3 separate regions of the Mus musculus genome follow, and regions 1 and 3 are each linked to region 2. Evidence: chromatin loops called from intact Hi-C (ENCODE). Cell type or tissue: heart. All regions are shown on one strand.

Region 1 (8,000 bases), 170 kb after region 2:
GGTGGGACTGCAAACTGGTACAACCACTCTGGAAATCAATCTGGAGGTTCCTCAGAAAGTTGGATATAGATCTACCTGAAGACCCAAAAGATGCTCTACAGGGGCATGTGTTCCACTATGTTCATAGAGGCCTTACTTATGATAGCCAGAAGCTGGAAACAACCCAGACGTCCCATGGCAGAATAATGGATACAGAAAATGTGGTTCATTTACACAATGGAATACTATGAATGGAACTAGAAAATATCATCCTAGCTGAGGTAACTCAGATCCAAAAGGACATACATGGTATGTACTCACTAATAAGTGGATGTTAGCAAAAAAATAAATAAAAAATAAAATAAAATAAAATAAAATAAAATAAAATGCGTAGAGTACCCAAGATACAGTCAACAGAACTCAAAAAGGTCAAGAAGCTTTAGTGCCCAAGTGCGGACACCTCAGTCCCACATGGGAGGGAGAAGAAGCAATCACAAGTGGGTTGGGAGGGAGGGAATATGAGAGGGACTGTGGATGGGAGGGGGAGTGGAGGGCGTTAGCGGAACCTCATCTGGTATTGGGTGAGGGAAAAGGACTGAAGCCCTGAGGGTCAGCGGACAAAATGGAAACAGGCAACCTTGGAAGGTATGAGGTTGGGGGACCCTCCAGGATGCACCAGAGACCTGGGAGGTAATAGACTCTCAGGACTCAAAGTGAGGGACCTTAGATGAAATGTCTGACAGTAGGGAGAGGAAAGTTATAGATGCCAGCTCCTGCAAAAACAGGGAATCAAATGAGGGAGAGGGGGCCCATTCCACAGTCACATCTCTGACCCACAATTGTTCCTGTCTGAAAGAATTATAGGGATGGAAATGGAGAGGAACCTGAGGAAAATAGGATCCTTTTGGCCACTGACAGGCCCAAAGCAGGATCTAGCTCCAGGGAAGGTGCCAAGGCCTGACACTATTACTGAGGCTATGGAGCATTCACAAAAAGGGACCTATCATGACTGCCCTCCGAAAGATCCAACAAGCAGCTGAAAGAGTCAGATGCAGATATTTGCATCCAACCAATGGACAGAGGCAGCTGACCCCTGTTGGATTAGATAAAGGCTGAAAGAAGCTGAGGAGAAGGGCGGCCCTGTAGGATTACCAGCAGGACCTCTAAACAGACCACCACCTTCACATACTGTACCACCAAACAGACAGCATACACCAGCTGATATGAGGCCCCCAATGCACATACATCAGAGGGCTTCTGGGTCTGTGTTCATTCAGAGATGATGCACCTAACCATCAAGAGACTGGAGGCCCCAGGGAGTTTAGAGGTCAGGTGGGGTGGGGACATCTATGTGTGTATGTGTGGGGGGAAGGTATAGGATGTAGAACAGTCGGAGGGTAGATGGGGGAGGGAATAAAATATGGAGTGTAAAAAAATAAATTAATTAAAAGAAAAGAAATACTGTCAAAAATAAACAAAACAAAACAAACAAAGTTTGGAGCTGAGACAAAAGGATGGACCATCTAGAGACTGCCATATCCAGGGATCCATCCCATAGTCAGCCTCCAAACGCTGACACCATTGCACACACTAGCAAGATTTTGCTGAAAGGACCCTGATATAGCTGTCTCTTGTGAGACTATGCCGGGGCCTAGCAAACACGTAAGTGGATGCTCATAGTCAGCTATTGGATGGATCACAGAGCCCCCAATGGAGGAGCTAGAGAAAATACCCAAGGAGCTAAAGGGATCTGCAACCCTATAGGTGGAACAACATTATGAACTAACCAGTACCCCGGAGCTCTTGACTCTAGCTGCATATGTATCAAAAGATGGCCTAGTCAGCCATCTCTGGAAAGAGAGGCCCATTGGACTTGCAAACTTTATATGCCCCAATACAGGGGAACGCCAGGGCCAAAAAGTGGGAGTGGATGGGTAGGGGAGTGGGGGGAGGGTATGGGGGACTTTTGGGATAGCACTGGAAATGTAAATGAGGAAAATACCTAATTAAAAAAAAAAGAAATACTGTCATGTGCTTTAAGTGCTAATATATTAACTCATGTAAGCATTCCTTATAATTCTATGAGGCAATTACTATTATTCCTACTTTACAGATACAGCATAGCAGATTAATTTGCTCAAGGCTACATAGCTATTAGCTAAGAATGAAAAGTCAGGTTCTTGTTCTGGAATCTTTACAATTCTAAGTCTGTACTGCCTCTACTGTGCAAACTGAAAGCAAGGCTATTATACAGAAATGATGATTTAACCCATTCTCCTACCTCCCAAAGTTGACCAGAAGATACTGAGGATATGACCATAGCTTACCTCTGTATGACTCATTTTCACTGTTGAAAAATAAGCGTAAGGTGCACTACATCTGAGAAGCAAAGGGCATCTCTCTGAAAAGCAGATTCTGTTGTAAAAGGTGAGTTGTCAGACAAGGATATGACCCCAAACTAGGAATGTGCACATTCAAAATCTGAAATAGACACAATTAGAAACTCTTTTACACACTGGTATCTCTGTACATAGTCATTACTCAACCACATATTACTTTCAAGATTTTTATGAGCACTCAAAACTAATTACAGGAGCTGGCAGATATTATATAAGACAAAGCAAATTTGATACTTTGACACAGACACCTTAAAGTAGTTCATTCCAAAACAAGATGCTATACCTTTTAAAAATATATTTGGAATATATTTATAAGAATCTCCATTCTTAACCAGCCCAACTTAATTTCTACTAAATAAGTTCCTTTGTTATTCCTTTTTTGATACAATCTCAACAATTTTTAATTATTTTCCCTGAAGCTATTAAATCAATCATTCCATTTTTCTCTCCTTCATATAACAATAGTCCTTGTCATGTGATCCTATCGACTCTGGGTTTGGCTACCAAAACATTTCAAACTTCTACTTTTGAGTTAAGCTATGGCAGATTTCTAGAAATTTCGAACTGATTTTTCACCCTGAACCACAGAGAAAATCTATCCCGGGATTTTTTTTTTCATTTTCAGCCAGAATCCTATAATGAAGATAGTCTGAGAAAACTTAAAGCCAAATTAAAGCCTGGAGCGCAGTCTAAGTCACAACTGACCTGAAGGGCTGGAAGCACTGAGAGCTACTATAATTTCTGAGATCCCCTTTTATTGTGAGAGCTTTCATTTTTCAGCATATCACTGGCACGAGAATTTCCATTATCATCCATGTGCATGGACATTTGTTTATTCAGTAGGTAACAGTAACATGGTTCAAAGCGCAAAAGATTCGAAGAATATATTTAAAAAAAAAAACCTTTGTCAAAATAAGCCTCTAATTTTTTTCTTTTTTCTTCTCTTCTTTCTCCTCTGTGCTCTTTCTAGTCTTTTAAACTTGGGGAACACAATCACTCAAGAGAGTGAAATGGGGAAACTAATGGAAATACCCTACTGCTCCTTAAAAAGACTTAAACTAACATATTAGTCTTGCACCTCTATCCACATCAATGCACTTCCCCTTCCAGTTCCAAATATATCAAGAACTGCCAGTTTTTGTGTGATCTGAAGGCTTTTATTAATTCAGACTAGTTTTATAGATTCCCCCCCCCCCCGTTGGTTTAACCACTGCTTTTTAAGAGTTCATTATTCAACTGTTAATATCTCCAAGGTGTCTTTCCCAGTGACTACCCCCCCACCCTCGCAAAAGCCAGGTTGGGTGGGGCCTGACTATAATCTCAGGATTTGAAAGGCAGAAAGGAGAATCTGCAAATTTGAGACCAGACTGGGCAAGACCCTGTCTCAAAAACAGAACAAAACAAACAATAACAAAACTAAACACAAAACAACCAACCAACCCCATAAAGAACTCTTTCCTGTCACTTTAATGGGATTTCAGAAAAACAGTACACTTAGATACATGTTTTTAAGTTAATATCAACCTGGGAAGCTCTTCCAGACTAACCTGTGATTTTAAGGAAAACGGCTTTCCTCCAGACTTCATTATGAACTTGTTCTAGACTGCTTCAGCAACACCGAAAACGTCCCATATGGTAAGCGCTCGAAGCGACTGTTATCTCCGCCCCCCCCCCCCCCCCCACGCTTTAGATAAGGGAGGACGGAAGCCTGGCTCAGCCTCAGTGTCGCCCCACAGCAGAGGGAGAACACTGCACCAACCCACCAACCCGGTAGAAACAAGGTGACGACTGTGACACAAAACAAATATAGCTGATGCGGTACGGGGTTCAAACGTCCTGGACAATCAAGCCAACAGTTTAGGGGGGAGGGGCTACTCACACTCACAAGGTAGTTATTTTCTGGTAGTTAGCTTCCACTAAGCTCCCCAAACGCCACGGCCACCCGACTTCCAGTTTAAAAAAAAATAAACATTTACTCACTGTCTGTTCCGTCTGCAGCACTACCTAGGCTGTCACCGCGCGAACAAAACTGTGAGTTCTAGGATCGCCGGGGTCGACCAACCATACGACCAAAAAAAAAAAAAAAAAAAAAAAATTCCAAACCCGAGGTTAGAGGTCGACGGGAACCGTCGTTTATTCGCTTAACGAACGCGCGCGTCCCGGGCCCGTCTGGGAGGAGGCTTAGCTCCCGTCACCCCCAACAGCTCGTGAGAGTCGCCGCGGCCCGGCTCCACCTGCCCGTCGTCCTAAACCCGTGTCCACCCTCCTCGGCAAAACAGACCGTCGGCGGCTGCCGGCCGGGAGCGCTTGGCTTCCACGGACGCCTCGGGCGGAGGAGAGCAGCAGCCCCCGAGGAGCTGCCGGCCGGCCTCACCACCGCTGCCTCCACTTCCCGCCGCCGCGCTTACCAGCGAACGCACGAGTGACCGCCAGCGCCCAACCGCCCTCACTCTCTTCAGGGAGCGAACTAACACGCTCGAAGCGACCGCCTCGCCGCCCCCGTCAGCGCGGCCCGCTACTGCGCTGGCGCACGCAGGCTTCGCCCGGGGCTCGTGGGGCGCGCCGCGAGGCTCGCCGGGAAAGAGAGTTTTCTGCCGGCTTTTAGCTCGGCCACGCCCCTCGCGGGCGCCTGGAGGCTGGACTCCTGAAGCCGGAGTCTGTATGCTGGGACCGCCGAGCCGAGCGCGGGAAAGGATTTTCTTGTCGCTGCCTTGGCTTCTTCCGGTCTGATCAGCCCATCGGAAGACACGGAGTCAACCCTGACAACTTCTTTCCTCACATCCCGCCGTGAATTCTTTATCCCTTTGCATTTCAGGCGGGTACGATTCAGTACCTCGCGGGCATAGGACAGCTATGCATGCGGCCCAAAACAAAATCTTGCACTTAAAATTCTCTCATTCTCTCTCTCTCTCTCTCTCTCTCTCTCTCTCTCTCTCTCTCTCTCTCTCTCTCTCTCTCTCTCTCTCTCTCTCTCTCTCTCTCTCTCTCTCTCTCTCTCTCTCCTCTCTCTCTCTCTCTCTCTCTCTCTCTCTCTCTCATTTATCAATCATCTATCTATCCATTCACCTAAAGTATTTTTATTTTTTGGCGACTTGACCTCGTAATTCCCTGTGCGCCAGGCTAGGTTAAGCCTCCCACATTACCATTGCCTGCTTTGTCTACCGGTCATCAGAAGGGTGGGTTGCTAGCATCCTTGTGCCCATCACTTCATTTGGATAACCCTGAGGGTATATAGGACCCATCCACTCAGTCCCACCCAAAGACTTCGTACCTTCCTCTTTAGAGCCAAATAATCAGAATTTCCTCCTGTTCTTTCAGGGGCTTTGCCACTTCACCCCAAACCTACCAAGCAAGCCCAACTGCAGAGGTTTGACTCTTCCAGTTCCTCAGATTGCAGCTTTTACTTAGGACTTCATCTACATGTCCTTTTTGTCTTTTTCCTTAAGGAGTGTGTGTGTGTGTGTGTGTGTGTGTGTGTGTGTGTGTGTATTTATTTGACTGACTCTCCTGATTAGGATAACACGTGGCAAATGTTTACTAAATGAATTAAATCCCCCTTATGCACTTGGTTACCTGCCCTCTTCTGACACAGTACATATTAAGAAACAACTAAGGGAAAGCCATTTATGACAAGTGCTTTCTCAAGTTACAGTCTTAACATTTTTAAATTAACACTTCCTTATTGTCTGTTAACCTGTCTTCCTTCTTTCCCTCCTCTGCCCGTTTTCTTCCCCAGACTCTCTCCTCTCTTCTTTGGGTTCTTGAGTGTGTTACAGTGTCAAAAACCAGGAGCCAACACTGAGATGTTGCAAGGGAAAAATTTTACTCTTACAGCCAGACAAGACTTAAACTCTCCTCAGTAGTAGGAGAATAAAAGCAGCCCAGACCAGAAACAGGCCTTTTTATGGCAAATGAGCAAGTGATTTTTAAAAAGACAGACAAAAACAAAACAAAACAAAAAACGGAGCCAACAAATGGAATTTTGGAGTTATTTTTATGAGCATAGGAATGGTACATACTCTGAGTAGACAGTGAACATACCATGAAACAGTTTATGGTCACCAATTCTTGCAAGAATGGAAACAGTTTACATTGTATCATTCACAAGATTCCTGCAGAAAAACATGAAAACAACAAACCCGACTAACCAACCAATGACATAATCAAGGTGACCTCTAGACGTGGGTGTGCTTATGGTGTGATCTGTCCCTTAATGGAGTCCGTACTGCCACTGTCCGCTCTACCACTAACACATTGCCAGCTCAGGTCTGATACCTTTTCTATGCTTTATTTACCTGTCCTAAGTTTCAATTTCCAGTAATTGTACACTCATTTGCAGCTATCATCAAATTCTAAGGGCATCTTATCATTTCTAGAGGAAACTTACCATTCCCTCTCTTACCTTTCACACCAGACACCCACCAATATGATTTGTGACTATTGAATGGAGTCACAGAATGAGATCTTTGATCTGTCACCTTGCACTTGGAATGTGTAAGTGTACCCTGCTTCTTCTTCTCAAATAATTCCTATCACTGAATCCTATTAAACAGTTTTATGTATCCGTTTACTAGTTTGTGAACATTTGGCTTATTGTGAATCATATTGCTACAGTGTTCAGATAAGACAGTGGTGCTTTTGAGAGAGAAGCAGAGGGAGATTTTAAGAGATTAAGCTGAAGGCTAGGAAGATGGAGAGAGGGTTCTCAAGGCAAGAAATGTTAAGAATGCCCCATTAGAAGAAGAAGAAAAAAAAGAGGCTAGGAAACCCCCACCCCATACATCAGAAGGATTCAGCCCTGCTAAATGTCTTAATATTAATTAACCCAGGGAAACATTTCAGATTGTGACTTCTAGGATTGTAACAACACATTTTTATTGTTTTAGAGGACTAAGTATGTGATACTTATAGGAATAGGATAGTAATAGGAAACTAATATAAAACCGTTATTTATGAACCAAAATTTGAGTTCTATGTTGTACTGGCTGGTTTTATGTGTCAACTTGATGCAGGCTGGGGTTATCACAGAGAAAGGAGCTTCAGTTGGGGAAGTACCTCCATGAGATCCAGCTGTGGGGTATTTTCTCAATTAGTGATCAAGGGGGAAAGGCCCTTTGTGGGTGGGACCATCTCTGGGCTGGTAGTCTTGGTTCTATAAGAGAGCAGGCTAAGCAAGCCAGGGGAAGCAAGCCAGTAAGGAACATCCCTCCATGGCCTCTGCATCAACTCCTGCTTCCTGACTTTTTGAGTTCCAGTCCTGACTTCCTTGGTGATGAACAGCAGTATGGAAGTGTAAGCCGAAGTGTAAGCCGAATAAATCCTTTCCTCCCCAACTTGCTTCTTGGTCATGATGTTTGTGCAGGAATTGAAACCCTGACTAAGACATATGTGTACTGATGATTTCAACCACTTAAAATGCTAATATTATTCTTAGTCTCAAGGTTGTACAAACATGGATGGTGGGCCAGATTTGGGTTGTAGTTTAAAATGTCCTAAATCAAGGCCTGGTATGGTGGTCTACTCCTTTAATCCCAGCACTCAGAAGGCAGGGGCAGGTAGAACTCTATGAGTTTGAAGCCAGACTGCTCTACATAGAGAGTTCCAGGTCAACCACGATTACCT
Region 2 (8,000 bases):
AATAGAATTGAAGATCCATAGTTAAACCCACACATCCATGGTCACCTGATCTTTGACAAAGAAGCCAAAATCATACAGTGGAAGAAAGACAGCATATTCAACAAATGGTGCTGGGTCAAGTAGGAGTTGACAAGTAGAAGAATGCAAATTGATCCATTCTTATCTCCTTGTATAAAACTCAAGTGGAAGTGGATCAAAGACCCCCACATAAAATTAGATACACTGAATCTAATAGAAGAGAAAGTAGGATAGAGCCTCAAACATATTAGCAGAGGGAAAAATTTCCTGATCAGAACACCAATGGTTCAGGCTCTAAGATCAACTGTAGACAAATGGGATCTCAAAGAATTGAAAAGCTTCTGTAAGGCAAAGGACACTGTCAATTGGGGAAAAAAAGGCAACCTACAGATTGGGAAAATATCTTGACCAACCCTACATCCAATAGAGGGCTAATATCAAATATATAAAAAGAACTCAGTAAGTTAGACTCTAGAGACCCAAGTAACCACACTAAAAATGGGGTACAGAGCAAAACAAATATTTCTCAACTGAGAAATCTCAATGCAAATCAAAACAACCATGAGATTCCACCTCAGACCAGTCAGAATAGCTAAGATCAGAAACTCAGGTGACATTAGATGCTCGCAAGGATGTGGTGGGATTGCAAGCTTGTACAACCACTCTGGAAATCAGTCCGGTGGTTCCTGAGAAAATTGGACAGAATACCACTTAAGGACCCAGATATATCATTCCTGGGCATATACCCAAAAAAAGATGCTCCAACATATAACAAGGACACATGCTAAACTATGTTCATAGCAGCCTTATTTAATAATAGCCAGAAGCTGGAAATGACCCAGATGTCCTTCAACTGAGGAATGGATATAGAAAATGTGGTACAATTACACAATGGGGTACTACTCAGTTATTAAAAACAATGACTTTATGAAATTCTTAGGCAAATGGGTAGATCTAGAAAATAACATTCTGAGTGAGGTAACCCAGTCACAAAACAACAACAACAAACAAAACAAAACAAAACAAAACAAAAAACCACACACAGTATGTACTCACTGATAAGTGGATATTAGGAAAAAAGTTAGGAATACCCACCATATGACTCACAGCTCATATGAAGCCCAAGAAGACTAAAGTGTGGGTGCTTCAGTCCTGCTTAGAAGATGGAACAAAATAATCATGGGAGGTAGAAGCAGGGAGAGAAGAGGGATGAAGAAAAAAGAGATCAGGTGTGGGAGGAGACAGAAGAGAATTCAGGAAATTGAATGGAGCAGTGTAGCAATAGGGAATGGGGAACTGGGGGGAGCCACTAGAAAGTCCCAGATGCCAGGAAAGCAAGAGGCTCCCAGGACCCAACGGGGATGACTTTAGCTAAAATACCCAAGAAAGAGGACAGAGAACCTGTAGAGAACATATCTAGAGGTAGGCCTGCACCTACCTCATAAATATTAACCCAGAATTGATTCTGTCTAAAGGAAATGCAGGGACAAGAGTGGATCAGAGCCGGGCGTGGTGGCGCACGCCTTTGATCCCAACACTCGGGAGGCAGAGGCAGGCGGATTTCTGAGTTCGAGGCCAGCCTGGTCTACAGGGTGAGTTCCAGGACAGCCAGGGCTATACAGAGAAACCCTGTCTCGAAAAAACCAAAAAAAAAAAAAAAAAAAGAGTGGATCAGAGACTGAAGGAAAGGTCATCCAGAGACTGCCCCACCTATTGGTCCATCCCATCAGGAGACACCAAACCCAGACACTATTGCTGATGCAAAGAAGCATTTGCTGACAGGAGTCTGGTATGGCTGTCTCCTGAGAGGCTGTGCCAGAGCTTTAACAAGCAGATGAGGATGCTTGCAGCCAACCATCAGACTGAGCAAGGAACCCTAATGGAAGAGTTAGGGGGAGGACTGAAGGACCTGAAGGGGTTTGCAACCCCACTGGAAGAACAACAAAATCAACCAACAAGACACCCCCCCCTTCCCCCCCAGAGCTCCCAGGAACTAAAGCACCAACCAGAGTACACATGAAAGGACCCATGGCTCCAGCTGCATATGTAGCAGAGCATATATGCCTTATCTAGCATACATGGAGGGAAGACCCTTGGTCCTGTGGTGGTTCCATGCCCCAGTGTAGGGGAATGCTAGATCAGTAAGGTGTGAGTGGGTTGGTGGATGGGTGGGGGAACTCGCTCATATAAGCAGGGGGCCAGGGGGATGAGATAGGGGGTTTGCTCCAAAGGGTAGCAGCTGATGGCTCTGATTTTATAAGAGACATACACGTGGGAATCTTATACTTATAACTAGAATAGCCTGGTTTTTTTTTTTAAGATTTATTTATTTTATGTATAGGAGTACACTGTAGCTGTCTTCAGACACACCAAAAGAGGGTATCAGATCCCATTACAGATGGTTGTGAGCCACCATGTGGATGCTGGGAATTGAACTCAGGACCTTCAGAAGAGCAGTCAGTGCTTTTATCCGCTGAGGCATCTCTCCAGCCCTAGAATAGCCTGTTATAAATGGAAATATGTCTAATTCTCATCAAACTTCTAGGGAAAAGCTGCCTTTTCTTTCCTCCCTTCCCTCCCATCCCATTTTTTGTTCATTTTAATCTTAAGATTTACTCATTGTTTTCATCAACTTTGTAATTGTAAGTTAACTTAATCCAAAAGAAAAAATTAACATTCTGATCCCAAGAAATTCTTTCAAGTTACAATTTAATATATTTTAATATATTTGCTCATAGAGCAAAGTATGAGGAGTCAATGGAAATGCTGTGGTTTGAAACAAATGGCATACACGGGATTCTAGGAACCTGCCTCTTAAACTGGAGACCATAGAAATGCACAGGGCCCATGATTGAATAGGAAAAAATTATTTTCATCCTCCACATGTTCTTAATTATGAACACAGGCAACCTTTGTTATTAAAGTGTGTAGTTTAGATATATTCAAATGCCATTTACAATTGTTTTCCAATTTAAAAATAACATTAGTTATTAGACTTGACGATGGCTCTGTTATTTAATTTTAAAAAGAGCACACATGTAATTACTTACATATATGAAACTATTGCAATACAACAAAAATTAAGTTGTTATAATTCTTTCAACCGTCTACTTCCTGTATAATCCTATATATTTCATCTTATGCATTTAAAGACATCTCTGTGGTAAGGTGTCTTGAGTTTGTCAATGGGATAATTAAGATTACTCTGGGCGCCTTCTTGCTGCTGGGACTTTTGGAGTAGACACAGCAGTCGCTGCCACTAAAGAGAAGAATTACCACACTTATGGCTGTGGTTCGGTGCTCAGTATTTCAGAGGCCTCCAGGCAGGCTACACACTGAAAAAACGTGCAGAATCTCTCACTGGTACAGAGTAGATTTGTCACAAATAGGAAAATATTAATTCACCCCCACAATATTCTTAATTATGAATGTTGGCAACCTTTGTTACTGGATAATCTGTGTAGTTTAAATTTCAAATGCCATTTACGATTGCTGTCACTGTGCATCCTAATGGGAAAAAAACCCCGCAAACTATGGCTCGGTAACTGTGTTACAAAGAGGAACTTCACTGGAGAAAAGGCAGGTATTTTTCTGAAATTCCGGATGCCAAGGGTAAGTAAGCCACGAAGACAGGAGGGAGCTCATTTCTGTCACGTGTTTTGCTTTGGGGACTCTGGCGACAAAACAGCCGACAACCCACTTCCTGTTGACTAAACAGCACCTCACCCTGCCAGAAAGGCCGGGCCGCTAAATCTGAGACTTCCGCGCTCGACTTTACAGGCTTCCGGTCCGCAGCGGGTTAAGCCAACCTCGGCGGCGTCGCGAGGATCCCACGCCTCAGGCAGACAGCCCGTTCCTCTCGCTGCTTCTCACGGAGAGTGACAGCTCGGAAGGCAAGAACCTCCCTCCAGTGCGTTGTCATCCGCAGCAGCGCACACTCCGTTCCAGCTCTGCAGCCTGGGTAACATTCCCTCGTCGTGACTCGTAGCGGCGCCGTTAGCTTACGTTGAAGCGTATGATTGGCTAGACACCTCTGACCGCACACGATTGGGTACTGGTGGCCAGGCTCCGCCCCTTCCCCACCTCCGTCCCGCGGTAGCCGGGTGTCCTCGCGCCGCTCGTCCGCGCGCTGCCTGGCAGTTTGCCTCTTCCTCGTCTGTCCTCCAGCTTGCGTCCATGGCCACCGCCGCGACCGAGGAGCCCTTTCCTTTCCACGGTCTTCTACCAAAGAAGGAGACCGGGGCCTCCTCCTTCCTGTGCCGCTACCCGGAGTATGACGGGCGCGGGGTGCTCATCGCCGTCCTGGACACAGGGGTCGATCCCGGGGCCCCGGGCATGCAGGTGAGGCGGCGCCCAAGGGCCCGTAGCCCAGAGGGCCGAGCCTGGAACAAGGCGGGGACCGGACGGGCCGGGGCGGCCCGGACAGCTCTGGGAGACCTCCAGGCCCTGTTCCCTGTCCACACAAAAGCGGTGTGGTCAGCGTGGCTGTTCGGGATCGGGGGCCGCGGGGAAGCTTTGCTGGTCAGCCTGGGCGTTCCAGGCCCCACACCTCTTCAGGGTCCGCACCCGACCTCGGCATGGGAAAATTTTACAGTTTTATAGGTCTGGGAGGGCGCGGGAGCGTGGGGGGCACCAACGATAGGGGTAACAGCCTTGAAGAGATCCTTAGTGATGTTTAAGAGATACTCGTTTTGGCAAGGCCAGCAAAGTGAGTTCCCAGAATTCGACCCAGTCCGCTTCCGGAATGGTTTCTTCTGATACTTTTGTTCTATTTTTAAGTTATTTGCTGGTGTTTGTTCAGGGTCCTTGAAATCTTTTGGGTTAGTCTTTTTTTTTTTTTTTTTTTCAAAGGGCCCGACTAATTTGTTTCGGGCGAACTTTTCAGGCCTTATAAAATGTGCATTTTAAACGAGAGAACATACTTTGATTACGACTTCCTAAAAATGACTTCATTTCCTTTATTCAAGTTAGAAGTCTTTAAGAGCAGGGACCTTACTGATGTTAAAAAAAAATGCCTGAATAAAATGTATTCTGTGTTTAAATAGCCTCTTACTAAAACCCCCTCATAAGTACTCTCTAACCTTTGTTGAAGAGCTTATCTGACTAAAACTAGAGTTTATTTACCCTCTTTTCGGTCCGTGGTCAGTTTATCAAATAGATAGATTAGATCACATTGATACCATCTTATCCTTGTTCCTCACAAAAGAGGGATACTAATTCCTCTCCTCCTAGCCCTTGATTTGTTTCCTCCAATCTTTAGTTTTCTCATTGTGCTGCCTAATAATTGACATAAATGGATGGGAAGGTAATTGACGTACATGTTAGAGGTTATTGGAAAGGATAGGAAAGAAGCCTGTGTGGACACTCTGGGACTCTCAGGGAATCCTGCTTCCAAGTGTTTGTTACTTCTTCCCCTTTCTGGTGCACACCTGAGCCCTGAAGCACACAGTGTCAGAGTCTCTGATTAGAAGTTCAAGTGACTACAGTTATTTTATTAATAGTAATTGCTAAGGTTTAAAACTTGGTAACAGCAATGACACGTTGTGAATTTATTACACAGTGGAAGTGCTTCCCAATACACAGGAGTGTGTGTTTACTTTTTGTAGGGTGTGGGAGAACAACTAGGGTAAGTGGCTCACTAGTTCTTAGCGTTAGAGGTTCAGAAAATCCTGAAGATTTTGGCGTAGTACTACTCAGTGGACATTTGTAGAATTTTTGGTTCTGGTTAGAGTATTTTGTTTCTGTAAAGTAACAGTTTTTACCCCATAGGATTACTTGATAATTGAGCAGCCAACACACATGATTTTACAGTGCTAAAGTGTTAAGTACTTTTTTTTTTTTTTAAAGTCCTGAATAAACACTAAATGCTAGCAGAAGGAGTTCATGTTGGGTCATTGTCTGAAGGGAAAATATGCTTGATATTTACACAAACATTAACATTTAGTCAATAAAACATTGAACCAAAAGAAAACATAAGATCATCCAGCATTTATTCTCAGATTCTAAACATGATCTTTTGTTTAAATTCAGCAAGGAACTTACATGGGTGACTTTGATTTTTTTTTTTTTTTCTTACCTGAGGAAATTATTTTGTAGCTCTGTGTGTACATCATTAAGGTAAAAAGCAAATAGAAATAAAAAGAGAAGGAGGCCTTTCTGGCTATTTGAGTTGTCAAATGGGATCTAAGTAAAGGACTAGAGGTTACAAATGAGAACTTGGAGAAACCAGCCAGTGTCTCCTCCTTTAACTTCCTTAGACCAAGTCCTTTTTTGTCACAGCTTCTGGGTGTATGCAAAGTAGAGGGCAGAGTCAGGTGTGATAGCACACTCCTGTATACAGACTGCATGAGGAGATTAATAATTACCTAAATGTTTAATATTCTCTCAGCAACCATTCAAGTACCTAGTATGTGGCTACAATTCCATTGAATAATGAAGTCCTGCAAACTATGACTGTTATAGAGATGCAGTGAAAATGACAGGAAAACTGACTGAGATCGTGAGTGAGTTTCCTGACAAGATGAAATTTGGTTTAAGCCATATAGATACAGAAGCAGTGCTCACTGCTACTAATCTCACCACTGATCCATGGTTTGCTTTTCCAAACCTACTATTTATCAAGAGCAAACCAAGTATCAACATCTTTGCTCAAAGTTTGCTTTTTTAATAAAACTCTAAAATTTCAAATTTTATTATAAGGCCCTTCCCCTACTAACGCTAACCTTTGAGTGTAGCCTCAGCAACACCCTTCACTCCTATACTTCACTCTTGAATATTTGATTTCTCTCTTTCCCAGGTACCCAGATGTCTCAGGTCCTAATACGTGTGTTTGCATGTGGTGTTTAAATTGCCCAACAGTTTTCTATAGTCACTTGCAAGCTGCTGCTTCATTCTTTTAAGACATCACAGATTTAATTCAGCCCTTTGCCTGCTCTACTGTTAAGGTCTGTGGCTTCAGAGAAAATATTTCCACTATTACCGATTGTATTTCCTACTTATCCCAAAGCTCGACTGCAAAATTTTCATGTGGTTTTTGCCTTTACATTCTTTTCTATCCCTCAATTTTGTGGTCTCTTTGAAAAATCTCCAGTGGAGCATATGTATTTTGCTTGCCGTGTGTGTGTGTGTGTGTGTGTGTGTGTGTGTGAAGTGCAGGTCACTTCTTATAAGTAAAACTTATGGAAATAGTACATGGTAAATAAACCATTAAATCCCGTCTGGCTTTTTTTTCTCTTACTGTTTTTGCTCACATACTGATAATGAGGATTTATTTTACTAGTTTAATATGATTTTGATACTTACTTTTTTTCCTGATTTGTGGTATTGAGCCTTCTGGTTATCATCAGTCTTCTAGTATAAATACTTAAAAAAAACTAAAGAATTGTTGTTCAGAAAAAGAATAGCTGAACCTGTCAGGCCCTTTGAAGCTTCATACTATCATGCTCTCGTTTTTTTGTTTTTTTTGGGGGGGGTGTGTGGTTGTTTTGTTTTTTTGGTTTTTCGAGTCAGTGTTTCTCTTTGTAGCCCTGGCTGTCCTGGAACTGACTCTGTAGACCAGGCTGACCTTGAACTCAGAAATCTGCCTGCCACTGCCTCCTGAGTGCTGGGACTAAAGGCGTGCGCCACAAAGCTCTCGGTTTTTCAAGGTGACAGGACAAAGAGTTTGGTGTGGGATCCACCAGCTGTACCTTCTTTGCCCTATCAAGAAAATAAATTCTGTCCTCCTATACGAGCCACTTCTTCCTTGAGTATATGTTAAATACAAAGCTTTGCATAGGCTATAGAGGGAATACTTTGTGTGGGAGAAAAGGTTCATAGTGGTAAAAAAGACTCAGTAGTCATGGCCATTAACTATGATTTTAAAGACTTACAGATTTTCTAGGTTGAAGAAAAGTCTAAAGAGTTTGTGGTTGTTAATTTTTGATATTTTTTGACATTTGGTATTTTTTTCTTTTTTCTTTTTTTTTTTCAGACTTTGTGTT
Region 3 (8,000 bases), 190 kb after region 2:
GAATTATACATTTATAAAAATAATGCTCGCATAACATAAGAATTGGAAGTGGAACTGTGTTATTCCTTTCAGATATCTTCAGATTCCAACCTGATTCAGTCAATAGATGACAATGGAATTTATGTACATTTTAATACTTTGTCAGCTGGACTATACCAAGGAGTCCCAGTAGAATGTGAAATAATTTATACAGTTAAAAAAAATTCGTAATTTTCTTGTGGTCCTATATCCCCATAAAAAGGGGAAAGTGTTGTTTTTTTATTATAAAATTCTCTTCTCATCCCTATGGGGGAAAACAGCAGAGAATGTCTTTGTCATAGTGGCATGACAATGACAACTAAAGCAATAGTTAATCCCTTTTTCTGCTCCAAGCCATCTGGCTGGCCTGGAATGTACACCATAAGACTAGGCTGGCCTCAAACTCTTAGAGGTAACCTGCTTCTCACCCTCCTCAGAGCACTGGGATTACAGGCATGTGCCACCCCACCTGGCAATCTTAGTGATGAGTATAAGTTACTTAAGTAGATCATTCCTTCAAGAATTACCTATGACTACATATTTAACTTGATTATTCAGTCAGGAGTTACAGTCAGTCTTGAATTGTAATGTGGGTGCTGGGAACCAAACTCAGGTCCTTTGGAAAAGCAGCCAGTGTTCTTAATCACTGAGCCATCGCTTCAGCCCTGGAAATTCTTTTTTAATCCTAAGATTTACACAAACATGAACACAAAATAAATAAGAAGTCTGAAGTAGTACAACAGATGGTAATCATGATTAAGTATGATTTTTTTGAGACCGTTTCAATTTCATATGTGCACATACATATGAAATTATTTTATACACATATGTATATGTCATATCTTATTGTAAGCTGTGTTCCAAATGGTTTATTAAAACCTTGTTGTAAATTATGAATTAAAAACCTCCCTAGTGGCTAAACATTTCTTATTCTACATTATGTGTGTGTGTATCTGCTTATGCACGCATGAATGCAGGTGCCTGTGTAATATAGATATCCTCTTCCATGAAACTGGAGCGCCAAGCGGCTCTGAGCCTCCTCACATGGGGGCTGGATCCAGACTTGGTCCTTTGCAAGTGCTTTTCACTGCCGAGCCATCTCTCTAGCTTTTTTTTTTTTTTTTTTTTTTTTCTCTCTAGCTTTTTAAGTTGATTATTCTCACAGGTGTGTCCTCAAGGAGCAACTTTTCTAGTAATGTTTCTTGGTCTTTAGTGAATTATAATCCCCATGTAAATAATCAATATCTCTCTTTTGCCAAGTTGCCTAATTTAGTTTTCAATTAGAAAAACATCTAGTTTTTTTTTCCATTTAGTGAAAAAAGTATGCTAAGTTTTTGATAGAATTCTTATTGATGGAATGACATGCCTTTTTGTATACAAATCCTACCATAAATTTTTGTTTCAAAATACCTCTTAAAACATAAGGAGACTCGGCAACATGTTGCCCATGGTGTTTAACCTCTATCTTCAGATTTCTGTAGCTGGCATACATTCTGTATCTTACTATGAAGGAACCGTCCTTTCGATCTAAAACCTGGACACCAACTCTCGTGAACTGCTCATCGGGTGCTGAGATTTTAACCTGGAACACCTTTTCACCTGGAGAAGATGTAAACCTGTTATGGAAAACAATGAGAGATGAGGGTTATTTTTAAGATCAAATGCACGCTACTTATTCTCTTTAATGTGTAAAGGTTGGACCTTCTGCTTTATCCTGATTTTAAGATATTGTTGTTCGATTACTCTCTTAGGCTTTTAGGACCAGAACCAATATGATAGAACAAAGATAAAAAAGAAAACAATAATAACATAAAATAATTTCATTAGATAGTTGCCAGGAGATAACACTTAAGACTAGCAATCTATTTAGCATACCAAACAGAGCACTATCAGTGTACTATTATTAATTCATAACCAACACAGCTGGCAATTTGTCATTTGTAACATGTTTACTTCAAGGATGACCTTATTTGAAAAATTGTTCTTAATGGCTTAAAATACAATCCAGTACTGTGGGGCTAGGGAGATAGCTGAATGGTTTAGAGCATTTACCATTATGTAAAAGACTTAGTTCAGTTCCTAGTATCCATTGTCCTTAAGGCTCACAACTATCTGCAGTTTCAGCTCAAGGAGATTCAAGGCCCTCTTCTGGCTTCCTCCAGCACTTGGGTGTGAGTATACACCCTACCCACATCATGTAATTAAAATATTACTACTAATAAAAGTCTAACAAATATACCAGTACTCTAAATTATGTTTAGTTATGGGGGAAATCAAAATAACTGGTCATCATGTTAGTAACACAAGTGTTTTGGACTGAATATTCCTGCATTTTGAATGCATTTAGTTTCTAGTGTTTAGTTTTCCCATTTAAAAATAACGGAGATTTGTTTAGCCTCAATTCCCATCTAAACAGCCAAGAAGAGAGCTGTTATTTTAGCAATATTATTTACACTATACATATTTCAGAATTATTAAGTCACAGAGAAAAGTTGATTTTGAAGGAAAAGTCTATTATAACCAGATGTAGACAGCACTCGAGAATTCTGGAATGTAAATGGACAGCAGTAAAGACGAGTCGGGGCATATAAAGATGAAGGACAAAACCAAAATAAACAACAGGAACAAAAACCCCTCGAGTTATTTTAAACCGCGATCTCAAATAGTTGAGGAGTCATTTCTCCACTTACTGTTCCCCTGAGGTATCCACCGCCCGAATGTAGAAATAGCGGGCAGGAAGGACCACGTGTGCTTTTAGCCCGGGTCCCCATATTTCGCTCTTCTCTGGGCTCAGCCTCCTCTCTCCGCCGGTCTGGGCAAGTGCTGGCACAGTCCCCAGAAAAAGGCAGGAAAGCAGCGAAATGCTGAACATTTACAAGACCGAGTCTTGGAAGATCCACGAATAAATGCAAACGTGCTAAGTGGACGGAGCTAGCCTGGGTAGGTAGGAGGACGGTGGTCAGTCCTAGCAGCAGTCAAAGTCCCTAAAGTGTCGCTTGACGTGCGGGGTCCGCGCGTGGGACTATGCTGTGCCCAAGAATGTCACAACCCGAGCGGTGGCATGTCCAGGAGAAGGATGCCACACGTTCTGCTGAACCTGGTTAAGAACCGCAGGCTCCACTTTCTCCGGACAATGACAAACTTGTGTTACTCTTGCCACTAGAGCATCACTTTGGGAACGAATCCGTCGCAAGTTCTAGCCAAGGTGAGAGGAGAAGGATTGGCCTGCGCTGTGACCAGTCTTAGTAAAGTCTTCTGCTAGTGGATGAGTGGGTCAGAGTGGAAAACGCGTCCCGGGCCCCTTAGCTTCCTGGGATATGTAGTCCGCCATAGGACTAGCGGAAATCCTGCCAGGAGTTCACCCCCAACTACTTTCGTCCCTTCCCTCCGTCCCTCACTCTCCCTCCTCCTTTCTCCCCCCCTACCTTCCTTTCTACTTCTTTTTTCAACTTTGGAGCACGGCTTTCTGGCAACCTTAAATACTACAGTTGCGCAACTAGCATGTCTGGAGTCACAGCAAAGATTTCCCAACTTATATTTTGTTCAAGGTATCCACCGCAAATGGCAGGTATATAGTAAACGCTGAAAGGGAGGCTAGGTGTTATCAATGATACCCAGTCACTCGGTGCTATTCTTGTGCGCTCAATGGGACGAAAGATTCTGGGCCTTGGGTAGGAGACTTGAGGATGCAGATCTGGTGTTGCCTTCCAGCACCAGAGTTCCGGGACCCAACAGGAACAGAGGTATTCCCCAGCGGAGGGCCTAGCCCAGGCACTGCGGTGCGCTCCGCCTCTCCGTAGCGCCGTCACTGCCTCGTTGCAGGACAACCCCCACCCCCACCCCCACCCCGCCGCGCCCCTGGAAGGATCTGGGTCGAGCTGAGTCTCTGAGGAGAGATGTAAGGGATAGAAATCACCAGAAGAAAGCTCGGCCTGAGGGGGGTGCATCCGTGGGTATCCCTGTACTCTCTTCAGGAGCGGGTCTCCACGCTGCGCTAGCGGATCCCAGGCACCCGGCCTGCAGTGGCCATCCTCTCTTTGCACCCTCGCTTCTCGGCCAGTGAGGTCAAGAGGAGTAGCAGGCTTTGTCCTCCCTCCACGGGGTAAGGGGCGTGGAAAACATAGACGGCCTGGTTGTGAGCCAAGGCAAGGGGATTCTTTTTCCCCCTGCCCCCCCCCCCCCCCCGCTATTGTTATTATTGGTGATATAATCATTCATCGCGGCCTCCCCTCCCAGCTCTCAGGCTGTCACTGTCTGCGTGCCACCAGCCTCTCCAGTCCCTAGCGCGTAGGAAGCGGCCCCCTTCAGGCCTGCGCGCTCCCCCTCCTGGCGAGCCTTTTCTTCCGGCTGGGAGTGAGGGAGCAGGCCGGGAGGAGGTTACAAGGCTTTAGATCTGGTCTTGGCCAGTGGGGACTAGGGACGCCTGGCACTGGGTTGGCCACCGCAGGACAGTAGTGGGAACCCGGCACAGTAGCGCTGCAGCAGTTGCACTTGCAACATCCCTGCTCTCCCGGTTCTCCTCCACCTGCACCTTTGTCACCTTCAGGTGCTTCGGAGCCTCAAAGAGGGGGCAGTGGGAAGTCTCCTGGCTCCTCAGAGTCTGAACTCCAGAGGGCATCATGTGCTGCATGAATCTCATACTCACAGGTAGGCCTCCCAGGTCTGGTCTGGTAGTCTAGGCAAGGGCGCTGATAGAAAAGGGGGGCGGGGGGGGCACCTGGCTGCTGTCTTAGCAGCTCTTATCAATCCTCAGCAAAACACTTTTCTGGGTCTCAGTTGCTTTCTATGCAGAATATTGATTATACTGTTTGTGATATGTGGAAGGCTTTACTGAGATTTTATTGGATGTCTAGCTCTCTACTGAATGTGATACTTCAGCATGTAGACACGAAAGGCACATAAATGGAAAAGAATAAACTCAGGCAATCGATATCGGTTTTGCAAACAGTATGTTTATTTGACAGAATTGTTCATTCCAAAGACTTTCATAAGTCATTCCTCTAGTGCCGTCCTAGAAGCTTGGGGTTTATATTGCTTATGAGATACTGTGAATAAATTGAGTGGTATTCCGCAAGTCCTAATATGTTAATCAAAACGAGGGAGAACAATTTCAATAATGCCTAGTGCATTGTAGACACCTAAAAATGTTTGTTAGACCTGGCTTCTACAAGACTAGGCCTGGAGATGCAATTTCAGGAAAACTAGACTTTCAGGAGTTAACCATTTGTGTACACACACACACACACACACACACACACACACACACATTTAGAAAGCTTAATCATATTCTAGAAAGAAAAGTTCCTCACTATGGATAGGGTATCTGGCCTAGTTAGAACAGCAAAAAAAAAAAAAAAGTTCTTCAGAAAGTGACATTTGAGTATAACTTTGAAAGATGGATGAGAATGAATAATTAGTAAGGGGCTACAGGAAGACAACATTCAGAAAACCAAAAAGTAATGTGGAAGGACAGAAGAAGGTATGTAGGGTAAGGAGTTGATCTTTTGCTTCAATAGCTGAGGGCCTTAGGCAGAAAATTTCTATGAGGATATATATGTAGCAGACTTTACTCTTTGATGTCTATGCAGGGATCAGACTAGAAAGAACAGCTCAAAGGGTGGGTGGCATGAAGTTATAAGCATAAAGATAAAAGCAGATATAAACCCCAGATAGCTGCAGATACAGTGCTGGACAATCAATCAGCCTTCATAACTCCGTTTTCCCTGAGACTACCATTGCATCTTACTAGAATAATCTATGCCTGTAATGGTCTTGTTTCCAGTAGTTGTGGCTTTCTTCATTCTAAGAAAGCAGGCTCTGAGTGAAGTCCTAAGGATACCATAGCAGAAGCCCTTCAGAGTTTAACTACAAAGGGTGGAGATGCAGATCAGTCACGGGATGCAAAGAAGTAGAGTGCCAGCATGGGTTCTGGGTCATTCTTTTTCATTTTCTGTGAATATCTTCTGATATTTCATAATTTTCTACAATATACTTTGTGTCATCAAACCTATAAATATATGTATTTTCAGAGATATTCACATAAAACAGTGGTTCAAATGAGGAAATGTTGATATCTTTCATTTTCAGTGACAACTATGTAAAATCTTCAGGTAGATGGCAGGTTTGTTTGTTTTTTTTTAAGATAAAATGAGAGCAAAGAGATTATTTTTATTCAGTGACCATTGCTTAAAGCATACAATCCAAAACCAGATGGTTGCATGTTTTATAAATCAAGTGTTTTACTCTTAACAGCTTCATCTCCTAGCAATTTCCATTGTATTTTTTCATTCATAAATGAACCTGTTTCCCTTGGCAATGTTATTTGGTTAGCTTTGGTTATTTGAGCTAGGGTCTTGCCCGGTGTGTACTGGGCTAGATCAGAAGTAGCTGTGTAGTTTAGTCTAGAGTAGATCTTGCAGCAGCTCTCTTGTATCTGCATCTTGAGTCTTGGAATTACAGAAATGGGCTACCACGTTCTATTTTGACCATACTTTTTTTCTTTCCATATGTTCCAAATGAGCATAAAACCATCAAACTCTGGTACATTGTACTAGTCCCATAGGCAAAATTATATTCAAGGTGAGCGAGGCAGTGATGGCAAGGTAAGGTTAATGTCGGGTTGTGATCTACAAAAGGTAGAGCCTGGGGTGCCTGGGATGTACTGAATCAAGCTTTCCCACTGCCCCAGCTGACCATCTGTTGTTTCCTATCGTTCCACACCCAACCACAGACACATTATACCCCTCTACCACACAGCTTTTAAAGAAGAACGTGAGCATCACAGACAGGAAGTGGGCAATGGAGAAGTGGAGAAACTCAGTGCTCAGAGGAAAGGAAGCAGTGTGGTCTGCAAGCCTCATGCACTGTACATCCTTTGAGTCTTCTTCCACTGTCACCATCACACCGCACACAGAATGAGGACAAAGGAGAGAGCTCAGACACTACTTGTACACACACTAAGACCTTTTTACCAAACAGTATTTGAAAGGAAAGCACTGCAGATGCCAGCTTTGGTGATAATGTACTTGCATCCTGTGAGCCACTGTTAACTGAAGATGAGAAAAAAGCGGACGGGAAGTTGTGAGAAGGTGCATCTCATAAGGGGAGCTCACTCTGCACAGATAGGAGTTCCTTCCTAGGACTGTTTCCCCTTAGATTCCATAATGGTGAAAGTGCCTTCACCCCTTCCATTCAGAAGATACTGGAGATTCCGGTTTATCATCACATCTGTTCGTTAGAGACTCAGACAGGCTTGTGCCATTCAATTCTTTTATAATGGTTATTAAACAAATCATAATCTGTGATTATTTTCATTTCTGATGAGGAGAGAGATTAATAATGGATGGGTTTAGTCTCTCATGCACTGCGCGGTCACTGGAGCCTGGAAAGGCAGATCTCGCCCTGCATTTGGTGGTTGGTGAAGGTGATTTGAACTGTGGAAGCCTGGCTCTAGAGGTTTCAGAGAAGAATTTTAATATGTAGCCATAATATTTTGGTGAAGAATGTGGCTGCTTTTTTGCCCTTGTCTGAAGAGTCTACCGGAGGCTAAGGTGAAGAGATTTAGATTAATTCCTTTGTTAAAGGAAATCTCAAGACATCCTGATATAAATTCTGTTGAGTGGTTACTAAACTTCTCTCTTACAAAGACTGTTTTAATGAAAAGAAGCAAGCTGAGAAAGGAATAATATAAAATATATGGTTGCAGTATTAAAAGGGGCACCAGGAAGTGAAATGGAGCTGAATCCTGTGTTCATGGATATTAAATTGAATTAATGGGGTGGTGACTTTGAGGCAAGAGTCCATCCAGCTAAATTTAGGTCCAGGCATGGTAGTATACAAGCCTTTAATCCCAGGAGTCAAGGCAAGCAGGTCTCTGAGTTTAAGGCCAGCCTAGGACAGAGCAAGTTCTAGGTGAAGAAAATCTTAAGTGCAGGCATGGTGGCATATACCTTTAATTTCAGGAGACATCTCTGAGTTCAAAA

What was found. Hi-C counts contacts between places; a loop is a spot of excess contacts. Peaks named below come from ENCODE experiments on the same cell type or tissue, not always from the same donor. Only the 100,000 strongest peaks of a DNase experiment are listed, where the experiment ranks them.
Region 1: a loop joins it to region 2, with 2.2 times the contacts of the local background. A loop is called at or near these places in 7 of 42 quality-filtered maps.
Region 3: it touches region 2 in a loop (2.4-fold over the local background); 7 of 42 quality-filtered maps call a loop at or near these places.

The regions. Positions count from the first base shown.
Region 1 is chr1:44,097,542-44,105,541 of GRCm38, forward strand. Tex30 (testis expressed 30) reads right to left here and starts at 4,900. Exons shown (of 6, transcript NM_001356297.1): 1 at 4,787-4,900; 2 at 2,307-2,460. The coding sequence starts at 2,321. In heart, a CTCF peak has its summit at 4,984; DNase peaks (open chromatin) are centred at 4,200 and 4,940; H3K4me3 peaks cover 2,539 bases; H3K27ac peaks cover 2,140 bases.
Region 2 is chr1:43,929,895-43,937,894 of GRCm38, forward strand. It overlaps Tpp2 (tripeptidyl peptidase II), which reads left to right and starts at 4,100. Exons shown (of 29, transcript NM_001310540.1): 1 at 4,100-4,359. The coding sequence starts at 4,195. In heart, no CTCF peak of the experiment used is centred here; a DNase peak (open chromatin) is centred at 4,027; H3K4me3 peaks cover 2,924 bases; H3K27ac peaks cover 1,832 bases.
Region 3 is chr1:44,115,610-44,123,609 of GRCm38, forward strand. It overlaps Poglut2 (protein O-glucosyltransferase 2), which reads right to left and starts at 3,164. Exons shown (of 10, transcript NM_023645.3): 1 at 2,709-3,164; 2 at 1,429-1,634. The coding sequence starts at 2,890. Bivm (basic, immunoglobulin-like variable motif containing) reads left to right here and starts at 4,359. Exons shown (of 10, transcript NM_144558.4): 1 at 4,359-4,665. In heart, CTCF peaks have their summits at 3,200 and 4,347 (motif pointing left); DNase peaks (open chromatin) are centred at 3,272, 3,802 and 4,342; H3K4me3 peaks cover 3,201 bases; H3K27ac peaks cover 3,098 bases.